4 separate regions of the Mus musculus genome follow, and regions 2, 3 and 4 are each linked to region 1. Evidence: chromatin loops called from intact Hi-C (ENCODE). Cell type or tissue: left cerebral cortex. All regions are shown on one strand.

Region 1 (8,000 bases):
GACCTTCCCATCTGCAGTGGTTTCCAGTAGCTCAGCATTCACCTTTTCCTTAGAGACAACTGGTATGTTGAAGGTGGCTCTCTGACAGTGGGTGGCTGCCAACCTCTGCATGGATCTCATCACTGTTGAGGGGCAATGACATAGCCTTCTCAAGGGATAAGGATGCTGAGATCCTATGTCAGCACTGTGTGTTGTGTGCTCACAGATGGTCTGTGCTTCCAGCTTTTTTTCCTGCTCAGAGCAGACAGGTATGGTGGGAGGGGAGGGTTTCATGCCAGGTTCTCTAACCTGTCTTCTGGACTTCTCACACTAAAGCAGACCTGATAAGAGGCTTCTGAGAGGGCCTGCCTCTTAAAGGTAGTGAACCTAGAGTGGCCAGCTTAGCAGAAGCTCTGAAAGAGGCAGCCATTCAGCCGTGGGGCAAGGCACTCTGCCCTTAGTAATGTTTGATGTGGCTGGAGAAGCCATTCTGGGCTCTGTTCTTGGCAGTAGTGGTAAGCCCCTTTTGCATGTGCTTCGGCAAGCTTTAGGAAGTCCCCTTTCAGCCCTACTCCTCTGAGGTGGGAAGAGCATGTGCCTGTGGGAAGAGATTTGCAGGGCCCTGGGTGAGCCTCTCTGTCTCCTGGTATTTTTTTTTTAAAGATTTATTTATTTACTATATGTAAGTACACTGTAGCTGTCCTCAGATACTCCAGAAAAGGGCATCAGATTTCATTAGGGATGGTTGTGTGCCACCATGTGGTTGCTGGGATTTGAACTCGGGACCTTTGGAAGAGCAGTTGGCGCTCTTAACCACTGAGCCATCTCACCAGCCCCTGTCTCCTGGTATTTTATCCCATCTTTCCCAGCAATGCTGCAGGCAGCCGGCACCCTCACTGTGCAGCTGAGAAAACTGAGGCTGAGAATTGACCGGAGCCACCTCATAGGTAAGAGTTAACATGGAATTTACCTGTCCCTGCCCCAGTGGCAAGGGCGTATGCTGATCTGGACCCCCTCTGTTGCCCACCCATCCCAGTCCTCACCCAGATGCATAGTCAGAGAGGGCTCCAAGATCCTTGTGAACCCTTGGTGGTGACATTCTGTTCAGCTCACTCAGTACTGTCTTTGACATCTGTAGAAGAAAGAGGTGAACTGTGTCTGAGAGGAGTGCCAAACGGCGCAAGATGTCTAAGGTACTAGAAGCTGGAAATGACTCTTAGACCCATCCCTTCATACCCCCCCCCCCTTTACCCAGGAGAAAACAGATTTGAGGGTGGAAATGAGGACCCTGCACAAACAGCCCTGTACTGGTCGCTGGATGCTGGCACCTGCCGGCCTCCTGAGGGCTGAGTGTCCTCATCTGCCAGTGTGAGGATTCGCATAGCTCATCTCAGGGTGGGAGCTCTGCAGGGCATATATGGAGGGCTGGCACAGGGCGCCACCCGGAAGCCTCAAATAACCTGTGGCTGGCATGGTTACTCTTGGTGTTTTCAGAGTTCAGGGACCATTAGGAACATGCAAGTCTCTTAGGGTGGCTTTAAGTCTATGCTGCTTGGATCTCCTCCCAACACCAGCAAGGAAACCCCAGGGAAGGCTGGGTTCACTTCTGAGCCATTCTGGACTTGATCCTGGAAGGAAGATTAGAAGCTGAAGCTGAGGTGGCAGGCAGCTCGAGCCCCCTCCCTGTCTAGAGTGCTCATGGTGAGGGGGACACAGTCAACCTTTATGTCAACTCCCTGTCACATAAAATCACTACCTCCAAGTCCAGGGAAGTGCCCACCTGAGGGAGGACTGGTCATCCTAGAAAGGCTTCTGTGGTGGTACTGGTGCAGGGGCAGCCTTCTCTGTCCCTTCGTCCTGTGAGTCCAGAGGAGTAAGTGGTAATGCTAGTGGAAACTCCGATACATTCCAGCGTCTCCTCCTCCTCTTCTTTCTCCTCTAAACAAAACACTGGTCATTTTCTTTTTCACTTCAGTAGAAATATATCAAGCTTGTCTTAGGTTTCTGGAACTACTGACAAACACCCTCTCATTTCACTTGTGTGTCTCTGGGTGATGCTGATGCTGATACGGAAGCTGATGCTGATATGGGAGGCAGGACATGCTGCTATGATCTCAATATTTACCTTATTCCCCAGATGGCTTCATTCGCAAGCCTGACCTGTCTTGGATTTTCCGAAGAGTCAACCTACCTGACATCATCCAAAAAGCACCACCCTGTCCACTCTGCTCCTGGCATTTAAGATCCTCCAGTATCTAGACTTGCCCAGTCTGGCCAGTCTCAACTCACACCAGGTCTTTGCCAGTATCCAGCATGCTCTCATGAGATATTATCCTGAGGGCCTTGGCTGTCCCTGCCCTTTCCTTATTCTTCTCTTCCTTTTTGGGATTACCCTCCTATTCTCCAGATTTATCCACTTTCTCTGGGAAGCCTTCCTAAAGACCACTTTGCAAGACTATACTTTCAGGAATCATTTCTGTAGTTCGTTACTGAAGACCAGTTTGCAATAAATTATTTCTTCCTCCGCAGCATCTACTTTGGTATCTCAGAGCTCCGAGTGTGTGTCTTCCTTTGCCTGACAGGCCCTAGCCCGCCTTGTCTTCTGCCTGGAGCCTGAATTATTCACACCTGCTTCTCACCTCTCATCGACTTCAGGGCCTCCGCAGAATCAGAATCTCAATGATGTCTATCCTGTCTCTCACCACCTTATTTTGCACTTTGTCAGAAAAGTGTCAGAGGGCTCTTAGACAGGGTTCTGTCCACTAATCGAACCCTGTGGCCTGGCCTCTATGGCCTCCCTTCACTCTCACGGAACGGTGATGACGCCTCAGGACAGTTCAGGGAGCCGCGATGCCGGTGTGGATAGGAACTAAGAGAAAGCTAGGAGCCCCAGGGTAATGAAAGATGTCCAGCGATCGCATCCCTGTGCTTGCATTGGTTGTACCGCAGCGCAGCTTCACCTCGCTCTCCAGAGTGTCAAGTGCATCAGCTTCCAACTCCCCACCCCCTCGGGCCACCGAGGCGGATGGAATCCTGGGTCTCCGAGAAGGATTCCGGTGCAAAGTCAAGACTGCCTACTCGCTAGCCTTGCCCCCTCCGAAGGACTCTCTGAACACAGGTTGAACCCTGCGCCAGAGCTCAGTTCTCAGCGCTGCCGGGAACTGCAGCTAGGCGACTCGGGCCAAGGCCAGGGGTCGCGCGTCTTCGCTGGTGACTCAGGTCCGCTCGGCGGTGGGTTAGGTGTGGGTGGAGAGACAGACCAGGGCCACGCGGGGGCAGGGGACGGGCGAGAGATAGCCGAGCGTTGAGAGAGCAGAGACCAGCTCTGGTTCATCGCCATTCCACCCCGCGTCTGTCTCGCTGAGACCCGGGATGCGGGAGGAAGGCCCGCGCCACTTCCCAGCGGGCGCGCTCTTTAGCGGGTGCGCAGCGGCCCCGGCTGCCCGCGGCGTCTGGAGCACAGAGCCAGCTAGGCGCGCGAATGAATGAGCGCCCGGGGCCGCGCGCGCTCGGGGCTGAAGGGCATTAGGACCGTGAGGATCGCTCTGCGCTCCTGTCTCTTCCTATCACACCCCCCCCCCCTCCCCAACCACCACCACCACCTCTCTCTTTTTTCTGCTCTGCAGGACTGAGCAGCCCGGCGCAAGCGACAACAAACGGCTGGGGCAGCAAGCTCCCCTGCTCGGGCTCCGAGAGCACGCCGGCCTCGGGCCCCACGCGGAGCGCCCGTCCGCCCACCATGAGGAAGATCCGCGCCAATGCCATCGCCATCCTGACCGTAGCCTGGATCCTGGGCACTTTCTACTACTTATGGCAGGACAACCGAGCCCATGCAGCATCCTCCAGCGGCCGCGGCGCGCAGAGGGCCGGCGGGAGACCAGAGCAGCTCCGCGAGGACCGCACCATTCCGCTCATTGTGAGTACGCTCTGCGCACCGGGTGAGCGGCGGGCCGGGGATCCTCGGCGCGCGTCCTGCCCCCCGCTGTTAGCCGAGGTTCGCGGGGCCCGACCGGGGGCTGCGTGCCCCGAGCACCGTTCGGGCTTTGTATATATTGGAGAATTCCTGCTCGTTGTTATGGCAACCTGTGCGGGGCCCGGAGGGGCCAGGGTGCTTGGATGCAGGGAGGGTGACAGCATGTGGGGGCAGGGAGAAAGTGCTGCAAGTTTGGTGGGCCCGGCGTGCGCGCGCGACTGAGAACGTGGCGGCTTTCGCGGCCCCGCGCAACCGGGGCTGGGGACTAGGGGGCTGCGGGCGTCTCGCCATCCCCAGAAGGCGGCTGGCCCTGGAGTGCAGCGAGCGGGTGGTGGGAGCAGAGCTCAGCAAGAGCGCGTAGGTGGTGGTGCGCACCGGGTCTCCAGCCTCTGGGGTAAAAGACGCCGGGCGGCGGCGTGGGTAAGGGAAGGGTCGCTGAGCGCTGCCCTTGGCTTAGCGCCTTCACATCCAAGATCAACTTGGACCAATTTTTTCAGCTTCCACCCCTACCTTCCCCGGAGGTGTTTTCTGGCTCCCCAGGGGCGGGGAGAAGGCTTGACTCATAAGCGCTCTTTGCCTCCAACCCTAGGGTCTGCAGTTGAAGGGGACTGTGTGTTCGTTGGGCTGGGCAGTTCCCTCTCATGAGATCACCCTCCAGACATCTGAGCGAGTAGGAGAAACAAAAGCGGTGTTAGTACTCCGAGAGCTCCCGCGGAGCTGGGGCGAGGGGTTGGGGGGCGGATTAAGCTGCACAGTAGAACCTGGTGGGGGCAAGCTGAGCCTGTAGGGGGCGTCCTGTCTACACTTTCGTCTGGTCAGCTGGTGATGGCTTCGTGTGGCCAGGCCCAGCACCTGTTGAGGAAGGAGACTAGGGGACCCTTTGAGAGAACGCTAAGATGGGAACGTTCTTCCGACGGGGGCAGGTAACCTCTTGGGACACACTACTGTTGGTCAGAGACAGCTTGAGAAGTCCACCAGGACCAGAAAGAAGAGCAAAGAACCAGGGAGGTGTGTGTGTGTGTGTGTGTGTGTGTGTGTGTGTGTGTGTGTAGTAGGGGAGGGTGTGATTCTTGCCCGGAAAGATCTGAACCCGCGGGAAAAGGGGACTGGAGCTCCTCCAGTAGGTGAGGTGCAAGGTCAGGAGTGCGGATACCTGTATCCTGTAGAATGCAGGGAATTTGTAGTGAAATCCAAGAATATGAGGATGGTTCTCTAGGTACCCTCACTTAGCCCCATCCTTCCCGTATTCCCTCACATCACCTGTTTGTAAAGAAGTAAAAACTCTACAATGGTATCAGTTTCTGGGCCTGATGAGAGGAGACCTTAGGCCCTAAGGTTTGTGTTTTAACCTAGATTCCAAGTTGTGGTGCATCGCTGCAAACATGCTTAGGAGGGCCACTGTGCTGTACCTAGGACATGGCTTTCAAAAACTTGTCAGTGTCTGAACATACGGAGCTAAAATAAAAAAAAAAAACCTGTACACTCTAGGGTGCTGAGATCTATGTGGACGGACAGGTCAGAGGAAGAAAAACACAAACATTGGTGGTTCTAGACTCCAGTGAGTTCCCACGATGTGTGCCCCAGCTACCCTATTCTTAGTCCTGGATCAGTCCAGTCCCGGTCTCAGGGACCAGAGCCTAAGGCCAGCATGATGGAACTGAGGTCAGATGATCGGGCTCCCCATCTCTCTCTCTCTGATGACCTGCTGGGAGGTGGCCTTCATCTAGAAGAGGAAGATGCTAGGAGTTGGTAGGTGGGAAAAGAGGGCAGAGACCACAGACAGGCTTCTGTAGTCTGGTCCAGAAACCTGAACCCTGACTTTGGTTAGGACACCTATCTTCTGTGCCTCTCAGATGAGAGTCTCAGAATGGTGTGTGTACGTATACTGGGGACTCTTGGTGGGATACGGGATGAGATTTAGAAGTTGGGGGGGGTGTGGCACTAGTGAACACTTCCCTGCCCTCCCCCCCCCCCCCCATTCCTGCAGATGCTGACTTTATTGCTGGTAAGCTGCTGAGACTGGAAGCTGGGAGCCAGAAAGAAAGGCAAGGATGGAAGTCTCAGGGAGTTGAGTGGCAGAGTCTTGCCTTACCACTTGTAGCCTGGGATGGCTCTGCTGCTGGCCTGACTGCAGGCTGCCCTCGATGTTGCTTTGCATTGTGTTCCTATCTTGAGAAATTCACTTCCATGTTGCTCTCAGCTGCAGATAAGCTGTGCATGCAGGGACCGTGCTGGATGCTTTCCGCATTCCCACATTGGTACACACGGCAAGACTTAAGAAGTACCTCCTTGATAAAGGAGTGCAAAGGGATTCTGCTCACTGGGAGCAGTGAACAGGTCCAGCTTCAGATGCCCTTACCCACAGCTCTAGCCTGGCCTCGGTAGAAAGGTGAGGTGACACGTGCTTTGGCACCTTCAGGAGGTGGACCCTTTGTTCAACATAAAAAGGGGGCAGGTGCCGGTGTTGACTTCTCTCTAAAACTTTTGATAACTCCTCACTGTCAGCCATTTTCAAACATGACTGTTGAGTTGGGCCATAACTTCAGATTCTTAGAGAATGAGGTGGCCAGCCCTGTTGTCAGAGGCTGAGCAAATTCAGACAGTCATTACTACCCCAGGGAACCAGAGAGCTAAACCAGAAAGGGAGGGTCCCTGTGAGCATCTGGTCTTGGAGGCAGCTCTGCCCTCACTGTGTTGTCTGGCCTGTTCAAAGCCAGCCAAGTTGCTTCTGGACCATGGGGAGCTTGTTTGGCATTGTGGGATGTCGGCATGGCAACCCTATGGCCAAGTTTCCCAGAGAGGCCCTACTCTCAGCCTGTGTGTCACAGACTCTGATGTGAAGTTTTTTGGTCATGGAATCTGGATTCAAGGGAGAAGCTGACTCCATTCCTCTGGCAGCTTTACCAAGCATCGTCGAGGGTTGACTCTTTGCCTTGCTGGGCAAGGCAGTGAGCATATTTGGAAATATCCCCTTGGATCCACACTGATCCTGTGCTAACAGAGGATTCCAGTTGATGCAGGATGCAGAGTAACCAGGGCTGGAGTGTGTGGTTGATTGGTTCTGGTTTCTATATGCTAATTCTCTTAACAGGCTTGAGTAAGAGGCCAGAGTCTTACATGGAATTTCACTTTACATTATTTGAAAACAAAACAAAACTATTTTGGGAGTTTTCAGTAGGGACACACACAATTAAGACAGCCATTTCCTGTCTAAACACATGAAAGGGTTTGGTATCAGCTTTCTCAACTGGAATTGCTCACTCTCTCCCTCCCTCCCTCCCTTCTCCTTCCCTCCTTCTTCTCCTTCCCTCCTTTTTCCCTCCCTCCCTCCTCCCTCCTTCCCTCCCTCTTCTCCCTCCCTCCCTTATCCCCTCCCTCCCTTCTCCTTTTGTGTGTGCGTGTGTGTGATGTTGTTGTTGTTGTTGTTCTTAGAGACAGAAAAGCCCAGGTTGGCCTTAAACTCAAAATCTTCCTGCCTCAGCCCCCTGAGTATTAGGATTGCAGATAAACATCTCCACACCTGGCCTCAACTGGAGTTTTTTTATCCTGAAATCGAGACAGAGCTGAATACCCATGGACAAGATACCTACCACCTGTGGACCTTCCTTAGTCTTTGTTCAGTTTGGGTTAAATAATTGGCCAGGCTTGTTAGTGCCTTGACAAACAGATGGTAGATTTCTAGAAGGGAGAAAATAGCTTTGGAAGTTCTTTCTGGTGCTGTGAGGACACAATAGAGACATACCTGACCTACAGAGCTATAGACTACATGACCTGTCAGGTCTTGTAGTAGCTCTTTAGATCTTTTGGGGAACTTCACTGTAGAAGGGGACACCGACTTTGGCTTTTCTAGGACTGTTCTCTGAGAATTGAGGTTCAATCACAGCAGAATGGATTTGTATTTTATTTATAATGTGTGCATTTTGGAGCTGCGGGAATAAGATTTGCCTAAATGATAGAAAACGATTTTGTATTTAATTTGTTGAGGTGATGCTTGCGAGAAAGAGGTTAGGGAGAGAAAACTACAAATACCCACGATTTCCTTTCCCAA
Region 2 (8,000 bases), 79 kb after region 1:
AAAGTGGGAGGGGCTAGAGATAGGCCAGAGTCACCTCAAAGGCCCTCCGCATAGAGGATCCTTGTAGATCACATGACTCGGGTGGTCACCACAAAGTCTGAGAAGGCTAAAAGAGCGTCCACTTTGCTGAGCCAGCCTGCAATCCTGCCACAGAGCTGCTCTGAGTCTAGGCCTAGCTTCAGCTGGCCTGCTAGTTCATCACTTTTATTAGGACTGTCCCAACCAGCAATGCAGACTACATCGCACCATTATAGGGTGCTAGTCACATAGTGGCCATTGTAGACTCATTACAATAACTTCAAGCAGATGTCAGGAATCATTCTAACCAAAATAGTATGTTGTAACAACCTTCTAGTCGGCATGGTATGGCAATAGTGGGTGCTATTTCTATGAAGGCATTGTGAGGTCTAATGGTTGCCCTGCTTAGAGGAGAGTCACTGGGGGAAACAGGGGCAGACACAGAGGAGCACACATAAACAGCTTGGTTGGCTCTGCCAGGCAACTGAGGAACACGAAGGGGCTTGCCATCTGGGCATCTAGAACTGCTGTCCCAGGGACATAGAGCAGAGGTGCCTATGCTCTTGGCATTACTGCCCAACATGTGTTCCTTCCACAAGCACCACTGGGCAGAGCCCCCACAGGGACAGTGCCCTCTCACCTCTGGCAGCTGATGAGCTGGCAAGAAGAACATAGGGTGAAATCAGAATAACCCCGTGCCGCTCGAAGCATTTCCCTGGAGCACAATTCTCAGAGGTCCCAGAAGGCAGCTTGGTTCATGCAGAGAGGGAAACCAGCACTCAGGGACCTTGAAGCTTTTCCTCATAGGAGTTACAAACTCAGCTCCTTCCAGGGGTCATAGAGGCAGAGAAAGCAACACAAGAAACGGGGTGAACAGTAAGGAGTGCAACTGCCCCTCAGGACAGATGGTGAGTGTTCCTGGATCCCTGGCTCAGAGGGCCTGATCTCAGAGATGCTGGACTCAGGTTTTGCCCCATAACCTTAGAGTGTGCGTGCGTATGCGTGCACGCGAGTATGTGGGAAGCAAAAGGCCAGAGCTGGATGTTTTCTGCTGTTATGACCCACCATCTCTCTTGAGACAGGGTCTCTTAACTGAACTTGGGGTTCACCAGTTGACTAGATTGGCTGGCTAGCAGAGTGAGAAGCTGCCTGTCTCTGCCCACTCTGCACTGCACCTACAAGTGGCCATACCTGGTTCTACATGCATGCTGGCATCTGAACTCAGGTCTCTGTTGCATGTTCATCAATAGAGCCATCTTAGGCCTTTAAAAAAGATTTTAATTAATTGGTGGGGACTTGGATGCTTGTGTGGACAAATCATAGAACTCAGTTCTCCCCTTCTACCACGTGGGTCCCTGGGATTGAACTCAAGTTGTCGGGCTTAGCAGCAAGTATCTTTACCCACTGAGCCATCTTGCCAGACCCCTCATTTTTAAAAGCAGCAGTCACTCCTCCTCTGTGAGGATCAGATGGGATGTGTCTGATAACAGCGGCCACCCCTGCTCTGGACCTGTGCGATAAGGTCTGGTTCTGAAGGGAAGTCTAAGTGGTGGGTGCCACCACCAGGGTGTGTGACAGGGAGTAAAGGGAGCTCTCTGCAGCTCCCTGAGAGCAAATCAGTACTGGGGTTCCATGGTTTCTCAAACAGCCTGGGGAAGACCTGCTTTGGCTGAGATCCTGCAAGGCTGTCCACATCAAGGAATGGCAGACACGGCCCCTCCCACGGCCCAGGCTCTCTCTAACAGAGGCATTAGGGAGCAAGAAGCATCAGGCCCAGGGTCATATACTGAGTACTCCTGGTTTCCACATAGTGTGTGATGGATGATTAATTCATGGGCCTCCCCAAACTAGACATACAAGCCTGTGTCAGCTGCAGATGGTAGCCTGCCTAGGTTCACTGCCCAGAGGTTATCACTGTGTGTGCACCTGTGTGCGTGTGCTTAAGCCTTTTACTGGCACATGAAATATTTTAATAATGTGATAGCTTGAAGCCTCCCTCGGCAGCAGGCTGAGTGCTGGCTGGTTTTCTCTCACAGTCATTTTGTAATGGGTACAGGGTTTCTTTCCTGTGCATGTATCTAGCCCATGCCAGCTGCTGAGTAAGCAGATATTCCCAATGCTTTTTGGTATGAATATCTTTTAATACAACGGGCTTATTTTTCATTAAGTTCCTTACACGGGCACTCTTCAGTCAAAGACATGCATACGTTAAGGGCTCTGGTGCTTAATTCCACAATGTTCTCTCCCAAAGCTGAGCTAGTTCATGCTCTCGCTGGTAGAGTAAGTCTCATAGGTATTGCCAACACTGGGCATTGTTTAAAACACACATACACACTCTCTCACACATACAGATATAAGAGAAACAAATAATTGCTCTCTAACACACATTCTTTCATCACAGTGAGACTGAACATGTTTGCATGGTTATACATTTTCAGTTAGCTGCTCCAAAGTCATCCCCTCACTGGTATTTTGAAATCGGGTGGTAAAGTCACCTTTAAACTCCCAGGTGTCCACTTCCAGGCTGAAGAGTCCATGAGTTAGGCCTGAGTATCTCTTCAGGGTCCCTTGTGTCTCAGGTCTCCCATAAGAACCTTCTAGGACTGAGGCTGTTTCTGCCTCTTACAACCCTGCTCCCCATACCCCACCCCCACCTCCCCAGACTGCCAGTCCTGGAGACCTCAGTGACTCCCTCTGGAGGAAGGGGTGGGTAAGCAAGAGGAGAGAGAAAAGCAGCCTGATGTCACCTTTCTCCTCAGTGTCCCCGTGAAGGAAGTGCTCCCTGGTGTCATTAAGCAAGGAGTTAACTGCTTAGAATCCCAAGGCCAGAACACAGCTGGTGACCTCCTGCTTGGAATGGGGATATGCAGAGGGTCAGCCAAGAGCCCACCACCAGCCCAGGTAAGCTGTTTAGGGCTAAGAGCAGGATGGAATCTGAGAGCGTTGGCCACGAATGGGGTTAGGGCTTCTCTCTGCTCATTTTCCTCCTCGCTTTCTACACCATCCATAAATCAACCTTCCCAGGGCTCCCCACATTTTGCTCCTGCTGAATGCCCATTCCTTTCCAGCGCTGGGTCCCTCACTTCCTCTTCTAAAGGAAGAAATGGTGCCCAGTTCTGTGCTGGAATATAGTTTGAATGTGTGTGATGGTCTGCAGGTCTCTAAGACTCTGTGTACATAGCTAATGCATGAGTGCCACACCTGTATCAGCTCTAGAGCAGATTGGGGAAACCCCATCATGGACCCAGCTAGGTCCTGTATTCTTCCTTCTTCCCTCTCTCCAGCATCCCTTGGGGCCTCCTTAACTCCCCTCTGGTTAGCACCAGCTGAGTTTCTTTATCTTAATATTTGGCTGAGAACAGTTTCTAACATAAAGCAAAATGGAAGCTGTACAGTGAATACTCTCCTTTAGCTTCTACAGTTATTTGTAAAAAGTTTGAAAAAGGCTGGGCAGTGGTGGCGCACGCCTTTAATCCCAGCACTTGGGAGGCAGAGGCAGGCTGATTTCTGAGTTCGAGGCCAGCCTGGTCTACAGAGTGAGTTCTAGGACAGCCAGAGCTATACAGAGAAACCCTGTCTCGAAAAACAAAACAAAACAAAAAAAAAAAAGTTTGAAAAAAAGTCCTGAATCTCTTTGCCTAATCACCTGTCTACCCATATCTGTCCACCCAGAGCTGTCCTTTCCTTGTCTTGCAGGCATGGTTATTTAGCGATCACCTTATCCAGCAGCAGGGGAAATGCCTGGCTGCCACCTCCACCTTAATGTCTTCCCCTGGATCCCCAGTCATACTGCAAACGTGTAACCCTAAAGAAGGCAAGCAGGTAAGCCTCCACGACCAGGCACAGATGAACAACAGCTCCAAGGGACACTGAGCAGTTATGCCCTGACAGGGGAGTCCCAGCTTGAGGCATGTGCTCGAAGATCAGCCTCTCGGTTGAGAATCTGAGGAGCCTCTGGCATCATCTAGGCCCAGCAGAGCAGACGCTGCAGCTAAGTGTTTGTTTAACATTAGTTCTGCCAGTCTGGGGGCAGGAACCATTTGTCTTGCTAACGCTGCTCGTCCAACCTTTGATGACAACTACAAAGCTCAAATAAGAACTAGCTTGGATGCCCAGACTGTGCTAGCCCGCTCACATCCACAATCATCCTTTAGCTGCCTCCTCCTCCAGCTGCCTGGTAAGATAGTTCTCAACGAGCCCTATTGTCCAGTGAGTGAGCCATGGCTTCCTTCACATAGGCTTTCAGCTCCCACAGCTAGAAAGAGCAGAAGGAGCTAGGATTTAAATCTGGGCTCAGTGTGACTCCTGAGCCCACAGACTTAAGCCAGAACTTAGTAAGAATTTCTTGGCTACTGGCTCACTGGGAATCTGAGGTCCAGAGACAGTGATTTGCAAGCTCACATGACTAGCCTCAGATGGTTCCTAGGAAACAGTTCAGGGTTACTTGTGGAAGGAAAGGCTAATGCTCCGAGAAATGTTGTCACTTGCCCCCAGCGCAAAGCAGCCAGTGACAGAGCACTAAGTACTAGATTGCCGGAGTTAGCCCTTCTCTTTGCTGCTGCACTCTTCCTGGTTAAAGGGGCTCCTTGTTCCCCAGAGCATGGGATCCAAGGCCCAGGCCGCTGCAGCCGCCTCTCCACCCTGCTGGTGACACAGCCTGCTTACAGTCCAACAAAGGGTGAGGAGGGGCCTGGCTCTCAGCCTGGGCCTACAGGGCTTCCACCCACGCCTCTGCTGTTTGTTTGGGTCAATTCTTTCTTTAGGGTTGAGTGGCAGTTTGTTATTCTGTTCTGGAAAAACAGCCAGGTTCTCTCCTTCCAGCCTTTGAGTATGAGAATGGGGGCCAGGGTGACAGGGAAGAACATTATAGCCACTTACTGGGCTTCCTGGCCACTTCTGCTAGCTTTCAGCCAAAGAGATATAGCTTGACCTCTGCCCTGTTCTGCAGCCAGGCAGGTGCAGTCTGCCCTTTGGCTGGAGCCTCAAACCCTTCCTGAGAGGAAAGCCTTGAGCCCACAAACACCTCTATGATGAAGTCAGAGCTTTCTGGTATCTTCCCAGGCAGCTCATTCAAATACTTCTCTATAAAAGCACCCTGTGGACCATAGAGACCCTTGCTGCCAATCCTGACAACCCGATTCCCCAGGATCCATGTGTCCTCAGGCTGCATGTGTTATGTTCCTCCAAGCCTGGCTAGTCATCCCCCCGACCCCCAGCACCCTGGATGCCACACCTCTCACCACCATGGAGGACAGATGAACAGTTCCCCGACTGTCAGTCCATTCTGGATTCTTGGCTTTCCTTTCTGGTCTCTAATTGGCCTTGATTCCAACCCAGGCCAGTTAGGCTTCACGTGTCCATGAAGCTCCTGAGAGTTAGACAGGGTGCGATGAAGTCAGCAGGCTCTAGTCCAGCCATTCCCCAGGTTCCTCGCTCATACAATAATGGGCTGCTGCGCCGGGCATGGTGGCGCATGCCTTTAATCCCAGCACTTGGGAGGCAGAGGCAGGCAGATTTTTGAGTTTGAGGCCAGCCTGGTCTACAGAGTGAGTTCCAGGACAACCAGGGCTACACAGAGAAACCCTGTCTTGAAAAACAGAAAAAAAAAATAATAATGGGCTGCTGCTTGACCAGAGGATGCAGATGCTGAGACCGGGCATAGGAGATGCCTGAACATGTGTGACATCTGCACAGCCTCAGAGTGGCTGGGAGAGCCGGTGAGAAAGGCTGCCTAGAAGTTCTGGTGGAAGTAAGATTTCTACCAGTGGGTTATTCATTTGCTCATTGCTTCCCATGCCAAGGAATGCACAGATCATGTGCAAAAAGGGAAGGGAGAGCCTGGTTTGACATTTTGTTGGAGGTTTAGCCAATGGAGTCAAACATGAGAGGCTGTAAGAACAGTCCGGTATCCAAATAGAAACTGGAGATGCAGGTGTGCCTGTGGAAACTAAGCCAAATTTTAAATAACACCGTCTCCACAGTTGAGTGCAGCTTATCTCTGTCCCTTAGCTGCACAGTGAGAACACAGACAATCTCTCTCGGAGCTCTGCAGGCTCCAGTCTCATGGTCATGAGCTCTGTCGCCTCATAGGAAGGTAAAAAGGGATGTGGCTGCAGGGAAGGAAAATAGGCAAGAAACAGAACATTGATGTCTGCTGCTATTCGGTCTTCTGCAAACGCAGGCCTCTGCCTTACATCTCTTCTCCATATCCCGTATAACACACCATCCTCTATCCAGGCCTTTCTGAAATGTTCTATGGAAACAGCTTCCCCCCTTACCTTGTCAAGCTTGGGAGAAGAAAATTCTAAGATCCCCTTTGTGACTCCGACATAGGGGGACTCCAGTTTCCCACCCCCAGCCCACTACATGACTCTAAAGGTGGTGGCCACTTCCACTTGAGGGTGTAGGTACTGGGACTCTTGATTGCAAGTCAGATCAGGCATGGAGGGCTACAGGAAGAAGAAAGCTTTGTTCTTATAAAGCAAAGATTCCCCTAGGCCACGGGTCACTAACTCGGTCTCTGCAGGGAACTGGTGGGGGAGCTGCTAGGTGAGGAAAGTCAAGTCCAGGAGCTGATGGATGAGAGCAGAGAGCAGGGGGCGCCCCAGCCCAGCCATCTGATAGAAACTGAGCCTAGTGTCCATAGAAAAACTGGAGATGTGTTTTATGTGACAGCGAAGGTGGGATTTAAAATAACAGCTCCAGGTTGGACACAGCCCCTGGGAGTGTTGTTTCCTTTGATCTATGTAGTAAGTTGTCCCATACCACAGAAGTGAGCACCCAGAGAGGGACACAGTCTGTTTTCAATGAAGGGGGATGAGGGCTGGGGAGATGACTGCAGCACTGTTGAAGTGCTTGCTGTGTGATCCCGAGGACCTCAGTGTGGATTCCCCAGCACCCACATAAGAGGCCAGGCACAGCCTGGGATCTCAGCACTGGGGAGCAGGACATATGAGGATCCCTGCAGCTTGCTAGCCAGCCAGTCTTGCTGAGTTGATGAGCTCCGTGGTTAGTGAGGCCCTGTATCAAAAAATAAGAGAAAGTTATACAGGAAGACACTGACATCAACATCTGGCCTCCATGAAGGCACATGCTCACACACGTGTAGGAAATGCACGCTTGAGCACGCGAGCACGCACACCCACACCCACACAAATAAATAAACAAACGAGCACTGTGTGTTGTAGGTGTATGTGGTTTTGTGTGCACGCTCATGAAATGAAGGTACAAACTACTTCTTAGTCCTGAACTGGGCATGGAGTGTAGCCTTGTGCATGTCGGGTAAGCACTGTACCACAGAGCTCCAGCCCCAGCTCATATGTTGTTATTTTCAAACCATTTTCTTCTTCCTTTCCTCTCTCCCTTCCACCCAGAAATGGAGAAGGAAAGGATCTTTCATCCAGCATTCAGTCAGCGGCCTCTGCCTGGAGACAAAGCCTGCCCAGCTGGTGACCAGCAAATGTCAGACAGATGCCCAGGCCCAGCAATGGCAGCTGCTGCCACACACATGATGGTAGCCCCCAGCCTCCTGTACCTTCTGCATGAGACTTGGGGACTGGAAGGGGTTAGGGTGGGGGAGTGTCAAGCGGGCTGTTTCCCATCTCCTCACATTTCGACCGGATCATCAGTACACACCCCTACCACGCATTTCTCCAAAGCTAGTTCAGGCAGGGTGCAGGGGCATGCTTCATGCCCTCTGTGCCACCCAAGTCTTGCCCTGGGAGAGGAGATGGTTAGTATGCAGCTGTCCTGGGCAGAGACTTGGCAGCTGCTCCTGGCCCTTTGTCTTCTCCCTTGGCCCTTTTTGGGCTCCAGACAGTGATGTGTGGGCCTTCCCCTTGTTGCCTAAGAGGGACGAGGACCAAAACCTACCAAAGGGGCCAGTTGGGTCACGGGGCTAGCCTAAAGTCAACACAAGAGGACAGGTGGCATCGTGTGTGAAGAGGCTGAAAGCAAGGCAGCTAGAGAAGAGGAAGGGTTGA
Region 3 (8,000 bases), 55 kb after region 1:
ATACTCTCCCCATGGGAGTTTGAAAAACTCTTCCCTCTGCGGTTTTTCTTTAATTTTAGCTCCTCAGCCATGAGCTAGTGGCTTCTTTCCATTCCCCTGACGCAGAGCTGGGGGAAGGAAGGGACTGGTATTCATTGTCTCGGGATGGAAGGGCACAACCCCACTGCCTTTCCATCTTTGCTCCCAGGGCTGGGCCTTTGGATTTTTCTAGCAACTCGGGGCTCAGGCAGAATCACCCCTTTCCCCCTCCTCTCTCCCTCCTCTGAAATGGATTTTGAGCCCACAGGGGGCCAATGACACTTCTGTTCATTTCCTAGCATGGCGCTCACTCAGAATATTAGAACATCATGGTTGCTGCTGTGTCACCTCTGAGCATACACCCTTAGCAGCTGAACCTAGCTTGGGACAAGCATACATTTCCTGGGAGAAACAAAATTTCCCTCTCTGGATCTGCCCTCAGACACCCTAGGCTCCTGGCAGGCCCCCAGGTCAAGGGGCCACTGGAGAAGGTGGTATTGGGGCAGTGGTCAGGAGCTAGGAGCTTCTAGATCTTTTAGCATTCCTCCAAGGGAGGTTGGGCCAAGCTCTCAGGATAACATGGACACCTTGATTTGTTGATGAAACACCTCAGTGTCACTCCACAGAAAAACCCTAATGTCTGCAGGGACCATCCTCTAAGGATGAGGCATGTGATAGAGACCTCATTCTTTGGCTCTATGAGTGGACAATTCTTGTCCTCTTTTCGGCTCCCTCCATCAACCCAGAGCTGCTGATTGGGCACAGGAATTGGAGTTGGGACGCAGTCACAGCTGATAGTTTGTCATAGCCCTTCTGGAAACATCTGGCTCACAGTTTGATTCAGATAATGAGACGTCAGGGTACATGTATCCATCCATTCATCTCTGATGTGCCTTCCCCTGTACCTCTCTGGGGACTCTGGTTGCAGAGCGTTGGCTGTGGCTAAGGAGTGGGAGGCTGGCCCATTAATTATCCCTCTTTCTCCAGCACTTAGCACCAGTGGGCCTAGTGTATCAGACATGGAGCCACTGAAGCAGCAACAGAAGTCCCAGAGATGCTCCAACACTGTAGTAATAGTGGTCCTGAGGGCTGGGTGCATTAGCCTGTGATGGCTTGCTTTTCCTCAATGGAAACTCTGCAGCAGCTTGTCCAAGCCCTGGCTCTTATCCACCGGCAGCCTGCATATGCCTAACCCGGATCCAGGCTCTTCATCTACAGAACACCCTCTCTAGTTTCTAGTCTCCTTAAGGTACCTTATCCCAGACAACTGATTTTCTCTGGGAAATACCTTCTCTGTATCAAGCAGAGAGCATTGGCTTTTAGAATTATGGCTGGTTTGGGTGTTAGAGAGATAGTTCAGCCAAAACACGCCTGCCACACAAAGTTGGAGGACCTTAGATCAGATCCCCAGAACCTTGTGTTTAAAACAACAACAAAACCGAACCAACCCAAAAACAACCCAAAAGGTGGGTCTAGTGTCTCATGCCTGTATCCCCAGCACAGGGGATGCAGACAGACAGAAGCTCACTGACCAACCAATCAGCGAACTTCAGCATCTCAACCCCACCCTCCACCCTCTCAATGTCCACTTCTGCCCTCAAGTTCATGTACTCTGTATCCATGTGTATACACAGTAGCAAGTACATACCTGCCCCCAAGATAATGGATAGTTTGTATCCAGATTTATAATGTTCTAGTTCTCTCAAGGGGAGGAGCTGAGAGGACCCAGCTGACACTCCTAGGATGTTCTCACAGTATCCTTCCCCATCTCCTCCCATGGAACCCTCCTGTTTGGGCCCTCTCTGATGCTGACCTTTGTCTCAGGTGACAGGAACACCCTCAAAGGGCTTTGATGAGAAGGCGTACCTGTCAGCCAAGCAGCTGAAGCCTGGAGAGGACCCATACAGACAACATGCCTTCAACCAACTGGAGAGTGACAAACTGAGCTCAGACCGACCCATCAGGGACACCCGCCATTACAGGTATGGCATCTGCTGAGTGGACAGGAAGGGAAAACTAAGAAAAGACCAGTGTTGGTCAGCTTGGTTTCTTTCACTCATATGTGTTTATTGTTTTATTACATTTATTTACCTTATTCATGTGTCTGTGTGTGTGTGATCGTGCACACATGCAAACTGTATATATTTTACAAATAAATATGATGTCCTCAGTCTTTATCTAGTGACTTTAGACTTTAAATTATCCTCACTCTCAGAATTATCCTGCCTCCTGTGTTTGTTTGTTCATTCAATCTCTCCTCTCCTCTCCTCTCTTTTCCCTTCCTTTATTCTTTTCTTCTCTTCTCTTCTCTTCTCTTCTCTTCTCTTCTCTTCTCTTCTCTTCTCTTCTCTTTTCTTTTCTTTTCTTTTCTTTTTGGTTTTTCAAGACAGGGTTTCTTTGTGGAGCCCTGGCTGTCCTGGAACTCAGAGACCTGCCTGCCTCTGCCCCCCCCCCCCCCCCCCGGCCTACTATGTCCTACTGGCACTGCCCTACTATATTTCAATGGAAAGGTCATGGAAACCCCCAGCTGAAGGCAGAAGGTTCCCTCTGTCCTCAATCAGACATCCCAGTAAGAGTAGCCTGCCAGGGGACCTCAAGAAAACCCAAGACGGTGAGCCGAATACTGACACAAGGGCTCCAGCCCTTCCCTCTTTAAACAGTAAAAGGCTGTGAACGCCCCTTGGCATCCTTTTCTTTTTTTTTTTTTTTTTTTTTTTTTTTTGGTTTTTGGTTTTTGGTTTTTCGAGACAGGGTTTCTCTGTGTAGCTCTGGCTGTCCTGGAACTCACTTTGTAGACCAGGCTGGCCTCGAACTCAGAAATCCGTCTGCCTCTGCCTCCCGAGTGCTGGTATTAAAGGCGTGCGCCACCATGCCCGGCGTGGCATCCTTTTCTTGCCTCCTTCCCTGGCCCCAGCATCTCCTGTAAAAGCATCCCGGTCTTGATCCTTGTTCTTCTCCTGTGGGAGATGGGCAAGGTCCTAGACCAGGGCCAGAGAAGCCTTCCACCAGTCAGTCCCTGCTTGGTGTGACTGGACTCACAAGGCAAGTCAGCAGCTCTCTTCCTGGGTTCAGTCTGATGTGTCCTATCTCGAGTATGTGCTATCACCTCTTATCTCTTCCTGCCATCACCTGCCATCATCAGAAACATTCTACTCCTTCTGCAGAACCCCTGCCCCCCCCCAACCCCCATGCCTGGCCTCATCTGCCCTTCAGTCAGCATGTGATATTCCTATGTTTTTATTTCCTTCTTTTCTTTTTCTTGATGTGTGTGGCAGGGTGTGTGTGTGTGTGTGTGTGTGTGTGTGTGTGTGTGTGTGTGAAGTATGTGCAAGACCAGGTTTTACAGTATAGCATAGGCTGGCCTGGAATTCACTGTATGTACTCCAGGCTAGCCCTAAACTTTGATTCTCTCCCAGTCTCAGCTCTCAAATGCTGAGATTACAGGTGCTAGCAAACCAACATTTAAGTCCTTTGTCAGTCAGCTTGAGGGCAGCTTCCTCTCTCTCTCTACTGCAAGCAATGGTAGGTTCATGTACTGCTGTTCTTCAAGACCTTCAGTGGACAGCCCTAATCATGGCTAACTCAGTCCTCAGGACCTAGGGGAATCTATGTCCTGACTTCATATGTCAACTGAGGGCTTGGCCTAGATCATCTGTGTCCACCTTCCCACCTCAACCTACCTTGGCTCTCCTCGTGTATTTGCTGAGATACTAAAAGGGGGAACACTGCTGGGGGCTTTGCACACCCAGGGCTGTGGTGGGTTGGTGAGGTGCCATGTGCTACTGCTAAATCCTCTCAGAGGGCTGAAGTAGATCAACGTGTGTGTGTGTGTGTGTGTGTGTGTGTGCACGCACATGCACACTTGTCGCAGGGGGAGCATAGGAGGTACCAGCCTGGTAAAGCCAATGTGCTCCTGCAAACCTTGCCTTCCCCAGATACAGCTTCCACTGGACTCCATGCTGCAGGCTAGCTCCTGGTCCTGGCCTCTGGCTGGGATGCTACTGTCAGAGTGGGAAATGACATAAGGCAGACTTGTTGAGAACATGAGCAAACCTTCCCAATATAGACATGGGACAGCCTCTTGAACAACTCCTGGCTCCTGGGAATTGGGTAGCTAGCTCTACCCGCCATCTAAATCCCAGAAGAATGTAGGTGCGGGGGAAGTTCAAGTCCACCCTTCAGACAAGTGTAGGAGGTTTGCCTCCTACAAGGAGAGAAAAACATTATTATCTAGCTTCTCTCCTTAGACATGACATCTGGGGACAAGGACAAAGAACTGGGACTCTGTAGAACTGTATTCCCCTTGGGAGCCTGGCTTCTGGGAGCAGAAGAGAGACCCTCCCCCCACAGCCCTCCCCACACAAGCAGTGGGACTCCCCGCCTGCCTGACCTGGCCTCTCTGCAGGGCAGGATGTGGGCCTGGGAATTCACACTGTGAGCTACTGTCAGTGGGGTGAACGCTGTAATGAAAAAAATAGTCATCGCTGGAGTAGTGTGGAGCGATTGTAATAAAGAACATCGCTTAGGAAAACCAGCGGAGGCGGGCGCCTGCCTTCCAGCGGTTTGGAGCCAGGAATGAATGCATTCACAGGAGCGATAGATAGGAAGGAAGGCCGGTGGGAATGACGGTTTTAATTCCCTTTGCTGAGATGAGAGGGAGCCGGGGATCCAAAGACAGGTTGGGGGACCCCGGGGCTGCAGAAGAGGGAGCAGAGTGGCAGGGACTGCCCTCAGTGTCTTCTGGGAAGCTGTTGTCCTGCAGGCTTGCCTCCGCCTGATAGCTCTTGCAGGGCTGTTAGTGCTATAGAGAGTGGGAGGGAAGTCCCTCCACCCCCACCCTGCAGGCAGAGTGGGAGGAATTTCTGGCCAGATCCTACCAGAGCTGGGAGACAGGGAAGAAAAAGCATCAGGATGTGAGAAGGCAAAAGGAAGGTGGTTTTCTCCCCAACCCATCTACCTCGCCCCACCGGTCTGCCTCAGCAGCAGTAGCCTCATGCTTTGGCTCCTGGCTGTATCCTGGAGCCTACACATAGACCCTAAACCTTCCCAGAAGTCAGTGCATGTGTGCATGTGTGTGGTGGTACTTTAGGTCTTTGGCAAAGAACCCCCAGGCTTAGGACGACTCCTCAATCTGCAATTTCCTTCCTAGACCCCAGGCCAGGTAGCAAGTGGGTGCTGGGCCCCTGTGGGATGGAACGTCATGTTGTAGGAGGCAGGCTCTATCCTAGCTTTGAGAATTCCTTCTGCATTACAGAGCTGTCTGTCCCAGGGCACAGCAAAGTGGGTATAGAAAAGCACTTAGCGGTCCAGGCATGCCAATACTGTTTGCCTTTGAACCCCCTCACCTCTGACCCCCTTCACCTCTGACTCCCGTCCTTTCTCAGTTGCCCATCCTTGTCCTATTCTTCGGACCTGCCGGCCACCAGTGTCATCATCACCTTCCACAACGAGGCTCGCTCCACACTCCTGCGCACAGTGAAGAGGTAATCCCCTCATCCTTATGGGCTGTCATCTCAGTGGCTCTGTCCCGTGGGGGTCTTTGGTGGCCAGGGAGTTTCTGACTAGTTTCTGTGTAGACACTGTGGAGGCAAGCTCTAGGAGGCTAAGTCTTGTCCAAGAAGCTAGATCTGGTGAATCTTTTGGGAGACACAAGAGGTCAAAAGCAAGAAGTCAAACCCAAGGTCAAATCCAAGAAGGTAGACATTGCAGCAGGCTCTGAGTGGAGCCTGGGCAGGCAGGGCAAGCTGGGTATCAGCCCAGCAGGTTCCTGGTAACCATCAGAGAGATATTCCCCTCCTGCACACATGCCACCTCCGCAGTACACTTAGATGCAAGTGGGACTCAGGAAGGAGTACCCAGAGACAGTGCTTGGAGTGATGAGGCCTGGGTATCCTTTCTCAGAGAGAGACAGGCGCCCCATCCCAGTCGTGGGGGTGGGCAGGAGCCTCCGTGGTGAGAGAGGCTTTTACAGGGATGTGTAAGAAAGGCTGACTGCAGGCTCGTTTTCTGTGCCCACTACTGTTCCAGCGTCCTGAACCGAACTCCTGCCAGCTTGATCCAGGAGATCATTTTAGTGGATGACTTCAGTTCGGATCGTAAGTACTCATCTTCTCTTCATCTGCCTCTCCATGCCCCCCGTCCTGGCTGCTCCCCCAGTTGTTGAGATGAGCTCTCTGCTGCCATCCTGGTTCTCACACATGGACCTCTGTCAAGCAGGGAATCGTTAGTCTTTTCTGGGATGATTTCCCTACCCTGGAACCCAACAAAGGGCAAGAGTGGCGTTGTTGAAATGATACACCTGTGAGATGACATTAAAAACAAAAATAAAAGCAAACGAACAAACAAACTGAAGCAAGGGGGTAGGGAGATGCCTGGGTAGAGAAGGTGCTTGCTCTACAAGCATGAAGAACTGAGCTCAGATATCCAGCACGCATGTCGAAAGTCAAGTGACAGAGGGTGCATCTGTCAGCCAGTGCTCAGGGAAGTGAAAGGGTGTGGGTGGATGGTGGGTGCCTCACTGGCCAGGTAGTCTAACCAAAACTATGAACTCCAAGGCAAGAGAGGTAGAGAGCCTGTCTTGGAAAAAGAAGCAACGAGGTAAAGAATAAAGAGAGAGACACCTGAGGTTGACCTCTGGCCTCCATGCCTATACACATGAGCAAGTGTACTCAGACAGATAGACGACACACACACACACACACACACACACACACACACACACACACACCTGACATAAAAGATCCCCTTTCAATATGCCAGGTGCTCTCTGGTGCCCCCTAGGGTAGAGTTGGGTTCATAGACACTAATGGTCCTCAATTAACCCAGGAGGAGTGGGCTGTCTTTCAGCCATGATAGCCAGTATGATCCGATGCCCATAACTAAATGAGCTTGCCTTCCTCCCCTCTGCCCCCAGCTGAAGACTGTTTGCTTCTGACCAGGATCCCCAAGGTCAAGTGCCTTCGCAATGACAAACGGGAAGGTGAGCGCTAGGTCTGTGTCCTGGTGGTCTTCTACCTCCGGACTCCTGTGCTGGACACTGTCCTAAGACCCTTCAGTCTGACTTGCTTCTTTCTTCTGAGAAATGGGACCGCGCTGGCATTCTTCTGCCTTACAGGGTTGCTATAAGGATGAACAAGAGTCTTGTGATGCAAAGCCCCAAGAAAATGGGAGGGAAGGAGAAAGGTGTGACCGACCAAGGAGTGTGTCGGAGCATCAGTGGTAGCACAGTGTGCTGTCTAAAAGCTTAGAAGACGCAAGAGAAGTTCCAAGCACAGTTCCTGTCCTAGGAATGTTTAATATGTACCCAAGGGGGTCAGAGTGACCCTCACCACAGTTGTGTTTCTGTGAATATTGTGGTGATGGAGGAGAGGGAGTAGGGTGAGCAGGAGGGTCTTCTGAGGTGGAGTGGGCCTCAATGGGGGGTGGGAGAAATAGGCCTCAATATAGAGAAAGTAGCAGGCATCTCAAGACACGGGTGATGGGGAGCAAGGGAGGGCGTGGCAGGCCAAGCACAGTGCAGTCAAAGGCGGGAGCTGACAGGTAGACAAATGCTGGTGCTAGCAGCCCCTCTCCCTGGAGGGCAGTGGCAGACATCGGCTCTGCTGACATGCTTGTCCTTAGGCATGACAGCCATTGCTCCTGTTCTGCCCACAGAGAACCGCGGTGCCAAGAGGGTCTGTAATTTTCCAAAGGTAGTAAATGGAGGAGCCAGGATTCCAGCTTGGGAGACACACTCAAAGGCCAGTCTTTTAGTCTCTCTCTATGTGTTCTTCTCCCTGTGAGAATCCAGGCCTGGCCAGCAAGGCAGAGACTGGGTGGCCTGATGTGAAAGCAGACCTTGAAAGGTGGTGGTGCATGCCTTTAATCCTAGCACTTGGGAGGCAGAGGCAGGAGGATTTCTGAGTTCGAGGCCAGCCTGGTCTACAGAGTGAGTTCCAGGACAGCCAGGGCTATACAGAGAAACCCTATCTCAAAAAACAAAC
Region 4 (8,000 bases), 66 kb after region 1:
ACCTCACACCTTCCCATCCTCCTCTTCTAGGACCACACCCGTGTGGTGAGCCCCATCATCGACGTCATCAGCTTGGACAATTTTGCCTACCTTGCAGCATCTGCAGATCTTCGAGGAGGTGGGTCCTGCTCCTCAGGAAGGGCCTGTAGGCTTGAAGAGAGGCAGGCAAAAGCAGGCAAAAGCCCTGCCTGGTTCAAGTGCTCTCCCCAGCCTCACTCTGCCAATCCTTCCTCGGTGAAGATGAGGAGGGAGAAGGAGAGCCTGGGGTTGTAAGTGCTTCACACACAGTCAGAGGTGGGGCCAGCTCATCAGTCATCCCTTCCCCTCATCGCGGGCACACTCCTCCCTCGTGCTGCTGGTCCAGGGAGCTTGGCCAAAGGCCTAGGGGAAGTCTTGTGGAGAGAAGTTGTCTGGACAGGAAGAACGGAGCCTGTGGCTTCTCCTGAATTCTTAATACACACCCCAGAGGCCATCAACAGCAGCCATTCACCACATTTGCTACTGAGCCTTGAAAAGCATCTAGTCAGATTTGCTATGGGCTATTAAGTATATAAAACCCACACCAGTGGTTAGGATTCTAGTGTGGACAAATATAAACCATCTCATTAGTGTTTTGTATTGATTGCATGCCGAAATGTTTTGGGTAAGCTGTGTTAAGACTGTTTTATTCAAGCTGGGCGTGGTGGCGCACGCCTTTAATCCCAGCACTCAGGAGGCAGAGGCAAGTGGATTTCTGAGTTCGAGGCCAGCCTGGTCTACAAAGTGAGTTCCAGGATAGCCGGGACTATACAGAGAAACCCTGTCTCAAAAAAAAAAAAAAAACTGTTTTATTCCAATTAACTTCATGTTGTTGTTTTCATGTAACTCCTGGGCAGTCTTTTTTAATATTAATTAATTCATTTACTTATATTTTACATGAATGTATAAGTACCATGTGCATGCAATGTCCACAGAGGTCAGAAGAAGGCATCTGATCCCCTGAAACTGGAGTTACAGATGGTCATGAATTGCCACGTGCATACTGGAAATGGAACCTGGCTCCTCTGATGAGCCTCAAATGCTCATGACTGCTGAGCAGTTCCTCTAGCTCAGCACCTCTCAACCCGTGGGCAGAGCATATCAGAATCCTGAATATCAGATGTTTATCTTATAATTTATAACAGCAAAATTACAGTTATGAAGAGACAACAAAATAATTATATAGTGGGAGAGGGGTCACCACAATATGAGGAACTGTATTAAAGGGTCACAGCATTAGGAAGGTTGAGAACCACTGCCCTAGCCTCTTCTGGACTCTTTAGATGGTATATATGTGGCTTGAGTTGGTGGCTTGCTCTTCTTGTCCCTTTTGACAACCACGGATCCTGGTATTGAGCTGCCTAATTCAGGTACCCTCGTAGCCACCCACATATGGCTCTTTAAATTAATTAATATTAAATAAGATTTACAATTAAATTCCTTGGTTGTCCTGGCTACATTTCACGTGCTTAACCCATATTGGGTTTTGGCAGCCGCACAAGGTTTTGGTGACCCCACTGAGCCATACAGATATAAAACATATCTGTCATACAGAAACTTCTGTTGGACATTGCTGCTCTAGAGACTCTGTTGCTGGGAGTTAGTGGGCATGGGGGATGGGTTTTCTCTAGGGCTTGGTTACACACTGAGTGGACCCAAACAGGAGTTAGACCTTGAATCTGGGTAAGATCCTAAGAGAAGCCAGCCATTTCCCCTCTGAGAAGTCACCTCAGGGCCTTTGTACTTGGTCTTAGTTACTTTCCTGTTGCTGTGACAAAACACCATGACCAAGGCAACTTATAAAAGGCAGCGTTTATTTGGGGGCTCATGGTTCCATGGGATGAGTCTATAACTATCACGGCAGGAGGTGTGGCGGCAGGCAGGCACGCATGGTGCTGGAGCAGTAGCTGAGAGCTCACAGATGATCCAAAAGCAAGAGGCAGAGAGAGAGCGAACTGGGCCTGGCATGGGCTTTTAAAGCCTTGAAGCCCACCTTTAGGGGCAAACTTCCGCCAACAAGGCCACAGCTCCTAATCCCCTGCCCCAGAACAGTTTCATCTGGGGACCAAGTGTTCAGATAGATAAGCCTGTGGAAGTCATTCTCGTCCAAACCAGCACCCACTTGCTGCTGCCCGTGTCTGGAATTTCCTTTTCCCAGATGTCCATATGGAGCATAGTCTTTATTCCCATGCTTGGTTAAAAAGCAACTTGTCGGAGTTTTGTTGACTAACCTTGCTATAATATGGATACTTCATGTTGTTATTTGCTCTTTAGCACTTTGCAAAATACACTTTGTAGCATTTGTCTTCTCAGTAGGCTGGCACAGGTGTCCGTGTCAGTACAGTACAATGGCTTCTGGGATCCCACTCTGATCAGAAGAGACTAAAGGGTGGAAAAGAACGTCCAAAGCCATCCCACTCCCACTCTGCTTTGCCTGTAGGGTTTGACTGGAGTCTGCATTTCAAGTGGGAGCAGATCCCGCTGGAGCAGAAGATGACCCGGACTGACCCCACTAAACCCATCAGGTCAGCCTGCTGTGTCCTTCAGGGGAGCTCTTCTTCCTGGGGCAGGGGCCTGGGAGACTCTTTGGAGCGTATATCATCACTAGGGCCTTCAAGGGTGTCCAGTCTGGGTGCTAACTCTGAGTCCTCAGACCTGCCTGTAAGAACAGAGAGGACTGTGACCATGGGAACAGTCGTGAGGCCTTGAGAGCTGGCCAGGCCTCCTGCCTCAGCGACTCTGCAGAAGAGAGGCTCCTGGTTTCCACATTTCACGGTTTCACCTTCATTCTCTGTCTCCCCAGGACACCTGTTATAGCTGGAGGAATCTTCGTGATTGACAAGTCCTGGTTTAACCATCTGGGAAAGTATGATGCCCAGATGGACATCTGGGGAGGAGAGAATTTTGGTGAGTCAATCAACAAACCATAGTGAAAACACAAGAACAATACCGAAGCTCAGACGGAGCAGTCTATATGTCAGGCCCTGGCCTTAAAGATACATTGTTTTAAGTCATTTAATCATCATAAGGGCCCTTTGAGGTAATTGTCTCCATTTTCCTGATTAAAAAATAGGCACAGAGAGTGATCTGTTAAGTTAGATGAAAAAGTTTAGGTATCCAGGGGAGCCTGTGACCAAATGGCTAAATGTGTGTGTAGGAACAATAATGACTGAACACAGCTTAATTTTGTGGCTGTTTCTCTACCAGAAGGGGTAGGGAGGTATTCAACAGCACATAATGATCACGTGTGATATGGAGTCAGAGGCCTGGGTACCAGCTCTGGCTCAGCCTCTTCAGTCTGTTTGATTTGGGGCGAATTAAACCTCTTTGGGACCTGGTTTCTTCCAGCGCTTGTCTTGAGTAGTAAATGAGGCTATGGCCATGATCACTGTGTGAGACCACAAGGATGGGACCTCCTGGACGGCCTGGGACAGCAAGAATGCTTCCCCAGAGTGCTGCCACGTGAGGCTAGAGCCCAGGTTCCAGCGTAACTCGTCTGGGTCACAGGGAGAAGCAGTGAACTTGGGTAACAGCAGTTGAAAAACAGAAGAAACAAATAAAAGAAACAATAAAACAAGGAAAGAACCTGCTTCCTGGGGTTCTGATAAAGTAGGCATGAGACTGTGTGTATATCAGGCCAGACACACACACACACACACACACACACACACAGACACACACGCACACAGACACACACACACACAGACACACAGACACACACACAGACACACACACACACACAAATGCAGCTCCCTGCCTGGGTGTTCACAAAGGGTTAATTCATAATATGGACTAGATATGAAGGCTAGCCAGCACAATCCTGGGTGGTGCTGTGGCCACAGGGAGCTGTTGCCAGTCAGTCACAGGTCTGAAAGATGGGGATGCAAGCACCCCTTGGCAGGCACTGCGTTCTCATAGGGGTGTGGAGGTGTTGCCCCTCACCAATCTCTATCTGCTGCTGCCTCCTGCTGGCTGCACCTGCATGCCAACAGAAGGAAGCACCAGGGCTCGGGCAGTCTAAACAGGAGGAGCCTCCCAGAGAAACCAGGGAGGGCAGAGAGCTATCCCAGGGTCCTCAGGAGCAAGGGTAGTTGTCTGGTCTTTCTCTCAAAGCTCCTCTCACAGTCTCCTTTTCCACCTGACCAGGTTTCTAGAGTAGTGGGTAGGGTGGTGGTCTCTCACCCAAGTGACACTAGGACACAGGTCATGGTGCAGCCTTCCTGAGTTTAGTCAGAAAGTGCCATGTGTGACAGTTGTTCACAGCAGAGCTCCTGAGGGGTGGTGAGGTATTCTCAAGGCCTGTGTGAGGTGTTAAGATGTGAGCCTTGTCCTCTCATGATGTAGTGGGAAAACAGGACCACGGAGGGGCCAATTGACCAGGTGGAAACAAGCACAGGATTTTCTCTGCTCCAACCACTCTTGGAGTGTATAGGCAGCACTCACGGGAGTAAATTCTGGGAGCTAGGGCACCGTGACCCTTGCATCAACACCTCATTTCTTGTGTCTGGAGTCCCAGTGACCTGCTTTGTGTCCTGGTCTCAGCCTGAAGGCAGCTTTGGCAAAATAGTTTTCCTGTGAAGCTGAGGTGGGCCCAGCAGGCTGGAAAGGGCCTAGCCTTCCTGCAGGCAGATATTTCTCTCTTTCTCTTTCTCTTTTTTTTAAACAGGCTGGGAACTGACAGAGAATCCAGTGAATGATCAAATAGCTCACTTCAAACTCTGCCTGAGGCAAGGGCTCGCGGGCTGGGGAACTTGAAAGACAGAGCTGAGAGAGATTCTGGCTAGGCTTCCGTTCCTCAGAAGAAACTCAAAGAAGTGTCTAGGCTGGCTATGGCCCTCACCGGGTCAGGTGCTGAGCCAATTTTGAGCCCTGAGACTCCTGTCTCTTATGGCTTTGAGCCTTTTATTCCTTGGTTGAAAGACAGGAGCCACCCAAACTGAACCATGCTCCTGTGTCCCCTGAGACATCCACAAACAGGAGGCCACTAGGAATGGGACTGGTAGATACCCAAACCTTGAGGGTCACCTTAGAGTTTCTTCCTCTGCTCAGACTCTGCAAGGACTCTCCCATCCTTCACAGCAACAGCCAGAGCTCTGTTGTCAGCTCCTAGGTTCTTCACGGAAGCCAGTACACTCACTCCAGTCTTGTCTCCCATTTCTCAGGCCCTGACTCATTCAGCAGGCCTTGGTTGCTCACAGGCTATGCCTGTCCCTCTAGGTTTGTACCCCTCTAGAAACTTCTTTCCTTGAGAGTTTCATGACCTGTTTCAGATCTTTGCCAGCTTCTGCTCTCTGCTCTAGTGTCCCCTTTGCAGTTGAAAAATTTTTATTTCTTTTTTTTTAAACTTATTTATTATTTTATGTAAGTACACCGTAGCTGTCTTCAGACACACCAGAGGGCATCAGATGTCATTACGGATGGTTGTAAGCCACCATATGGTTGCCAGGATTTGAACTCAGAACCTTCAGAAGAGCAGTCAGTGCTCTTAACCACTGAGCCATCTCTCCAGACTGAAAAAAATTTTCAAATCAAGGCCTAGAGTGATGGCTCGGTGGTTAAGAACACTGACTACCCTTCCAGAGGACCGGGATTTGATTCCCAGCATCCACATGGCAGCTCATAACTGTCTGTGACTCCAGTTCCAGATGATCTACCACTATCTTCTAGACTCTTCCAGCATCAGGCATGCATCTGGCACACAGACATGCATGCAAACAAAATACCCATACACATACAAAATAAAATAATAAAAGAAAAACTCTTCAGTCATCCTAATTAAAAATGTAACCCCACGCCCCCAACCCCACTGTCCCTCTCCGCCCCTGCGTTTTCTCCCTCGCACTTATCACTCCCCATGTGGTACATTTTCCTCACACAATCTTGTTGACTTGGAGTTCTTGTTTCCCACTCTTATGAATTTTACCCCCACCCCCAACGAGAATCTAGAAGAGTGCACAGCACATAAGAGATGCTCAGTTAGCATTTGCCAAATGAACTAAAGAGTTTTACTCAAGTGTGGCTTGGGCTGGGGAGTGCTCAAAGTGCTTGCCATGCATCTGTGAGGAGCAGAGTTCAAATCACCAAAACCCCATAGAAATGCCAAGTGGTTGTGGTGGCTCACACGTAATCTCAACCTTTAAAACATGGAGACCCTTGGAACCAGCTGGCTAGCCAGGATAGCTGTATCAGCTAGAACCCCTGCCTCAGTGAGGAAGATGGAAAGCAAACAGGGGAAGACCCCTGACATTAACCTCTGGCCCCATGAACACACACGCACAGATACACACACACACACACACACACACACACACACACACACACACACACCTACTGTGCTCACACAGATGCACAATACATGCATACTTCACAAGCACATACTTAAGTCAGAGAAAGAAAGAAAACTGATGTGTGTGGCTTGCTAGACAAAGTATGAACTTTGTATTGCAATGTTGCAACTTTGTAGTTCAGTGATCTTGGAGAGGCTTAAAACAAAACAAACGCTGGGCGGGTGGCACACGCCTTTAATCCCAGCACTTGAGAGGCAGAGGCAGGCGGATTTCTGAGTTCGAGGCCAGCCTGGTCTACAAAGTGAGTTCCAGGATAGCCAGGGCTTCAGAGAAACCCTGTCTCGAAAAACCAACCAACAACCAACCAAACAAACAAAACAAACAAAACCCAGAAGTGGGATCAATGATGTGTCCCCTTTATTTCAGTACTGGGGAGGGTGAGGTGGGAGGATCACTTGAGTTCAGGAGTTCAAAACCAGCTTGAGCAACATAGACCCCCATCTCAAATAAAACGAGACAAGTGACACATGCGGTAATCCGAGAACCCGTGCTGAAGCAGAAGGATTGCTGAGACTTTAAAGCCAGCCTGCACTATAGGCTGCATAGCAAGTACCAGACCAGACAAAGCAAGACCATACGGGCTGAATGAGATAAGGTGACCTCACTAACATATATAACATAGCAATGGTATATAGGTATGGGGTATATAGGGGTGTGTGGTGTGTGTGTGTGTGTGTGTGTGTGTGTGTGTGTGTGTGTGTGTGTAAGTGAGTGATGTATATGCACATGTATGTATGTGTGCATGGGATGAGCTTATGCAAGGAAACACCCATTTTACCTAGCACAAGAGCTCACACCCCAGCATGTACTTTCATGGAGACCCCAAAGAGAAAGAAGTCTATCCCCTTCGCTCCTTCCCACCATCACCTGGAGGGATCTCTCTTCTTCTTCTTCTCCTGCAGAACTCTCCTTCAGGGTATGGATGTGTGGTGGCAGCTTGGAGATTGTGCCCTGCAGCCGAGTGGGCCATGTCTTCAGGAAGCGGCATCCCTACAACTTCCCCGAGGGCAATGCCCTCACCTATATCAGGTAGGTCCCCGTGGGAAACACCCTGGGGAAGCATGGCATTCTCCTCACTCTAGACACCCCCAGCTAATTACTTACTCACCATGCCTCTGGGTTGCAAACCTGTATCTCAGGCTCAGTTTTTCCATTTGCCAACCCCATGTCTGATACTCTGGGCATTTCTGAGGGCAGAGGATAAACTTGGAGCATTGTCCCTAGGTCTCTCTTGTCTTGAATTCCTTTCTCCACAAGTCTCAGACAAATGGCCAAGTGACTAGTATATTGCTGTTCTTATTCCTTGAACCTCAGTTGTTGGCATTGGCTGCCAATGCCTCCACATTGACTTGGCCTGGTACCCAACCATGGATATTCCCAGCCACGGAGGCCACTTGGTCTCATAGGAGAGTAAGCAGTGTCCTGGAAGACCATCCCATGATCCATGGTCCTGATGGAGTTGTTGTGTGTGGTGGTGGTGGGGCCTGCCCTGCTAAGGTCATGTCTTCCCCTCACCTAGCCATGCTGGTTTGTGTAGGTTGGACCAGTGCTTTCCACATCTAACTAATGAATGATCTAAGTTTTGTCTGATTTCTCCCAACCCATTTAAAGAAACAAAAAAAGATTTATTTAGGG

Evidence for each region. Peaks named below come from ENCODE experiments on the same cell type or tissue, not always from the same donor. Only the 100,000 strongest peaks of a DNase experiment are listed, where the experiment ranks them.
Region 2: it touches region 1 in a loop (1.8-fold over the local background); 2 of 42 quality-filtered maps call a loop at or near these places.
Region 3: a loop joins it to region 1, with 6 times the contacts of the local background. A loop is called at or near these places in 11 of 42 quality-filtered maps.
Region 4: it touches region 1 in a loop (2.6-fold over the local background); 11 of 42 quality-filtered maps call a loop at or near these places.

What each region holds. Positions count from the first base shown.
Region 1 is chr12:80,515,451-80,523,450 of GRCm38, forward strand. It overlaps Galnt16 (polypeptide N-acetylgalactosaminyltransferase 16), which reads left to right and starts at 3,540. Exons shown (of 15, transcript NM_001081421.2): 1 at 3,540-3,895. The coding sequence starts at 3,719. Gm26777 (a long non-coding RNA gene) reads right to left here and starts at 2,763. Exons shown (of 5, transcript XR_381753.4): 1 at 1,760-2,763; 2 at 1,023-1,111. 2310002D06Rik (RIKEN cDNA 2310002D06 gene) reads left to right here. Exons shown (of 3, transcript NR_045490.1): 2 at 849-926; 3 at 2,117-2,504. In left cerebral cortex, a CTCF peak has its summit at 4,743 (motif pointing right); DNase peaks (open chromatin) are centred at 2,591, 2,989, 3,195, 3,518 and 4 more places; H3K4me3 peaks cover 2,502 bases; H3K27ac peaks cover 1,713 bases.
Region 2 is chr12:80,594,304-80,602,303 of GRCm38, forward strand. Galnt16 (polypeptide N-acetylgalactosaminyltransferase 16) reads left to right here. Exons shown (of 15, transcript NM_001081421.2): 13 at 2,778-2,919; 14 at 3,715-3,840; 15 at 7,392-8,000. The coding sequence ends at 7,529. Among named protein-coding and RNA genes, the nearest start is that of Gm23817, 25 kb to the right of the region's middle. In left cerebral cortex, a CTCF peak has its summit at 4,682; a DNase peak (open chromatin) is centred at 4,682; H3K27ac peaks cover 1,577 bases.
Region 3 is chr12:80,570,457-80,578,456 of GRCm38, forward strand. Galnt16 (polypeptide N-acetylgalactosaminyltransferase 16) reads left to right here. Exons shown (of 15, transcript NM_001081421.2): 2 at 1,843-2,000; 3 at 5,403-5,501; 4 at 6,046-6,113; 5 at 6,932-6,997. Among named protein-coding and RNA genes, the nearest start is that of Gm23817, 48 kb to the right of the region's middle. In left cerebral cortex, a CTCF peak has its summit at 6,806 (motif pointing left); DNase peaks (open chromatin) are centred at 4,172, 4,603, 4,838, 5,277 and 2 more places; H3K4me3 peaks cover 341 bases; H3K27ac peaks cover 1,320 bases.
Region 4 is chr12:80,581,192-80,589,191 of GRCm38, forward strand. Galnt16 (polypeptide N-acetylgalactosaminyltransferase 16) reads left to right here. Exons shown (of 15, transcript NM_001081421.2): 7 at 31-118; 8 at 2,459-2,543; 9 at 2,822-2,925; 10 at 7,268-7,394. Among named protein-coding and RNA genes, the nearest start is that of Gm23817, 38 kb to the right of the region's middle. In left cerebral cortex, a CTCF peak has its summit at 3,992 (motif pointing left); DNase peaks (open chromatin) are centred at 391 and 3,988.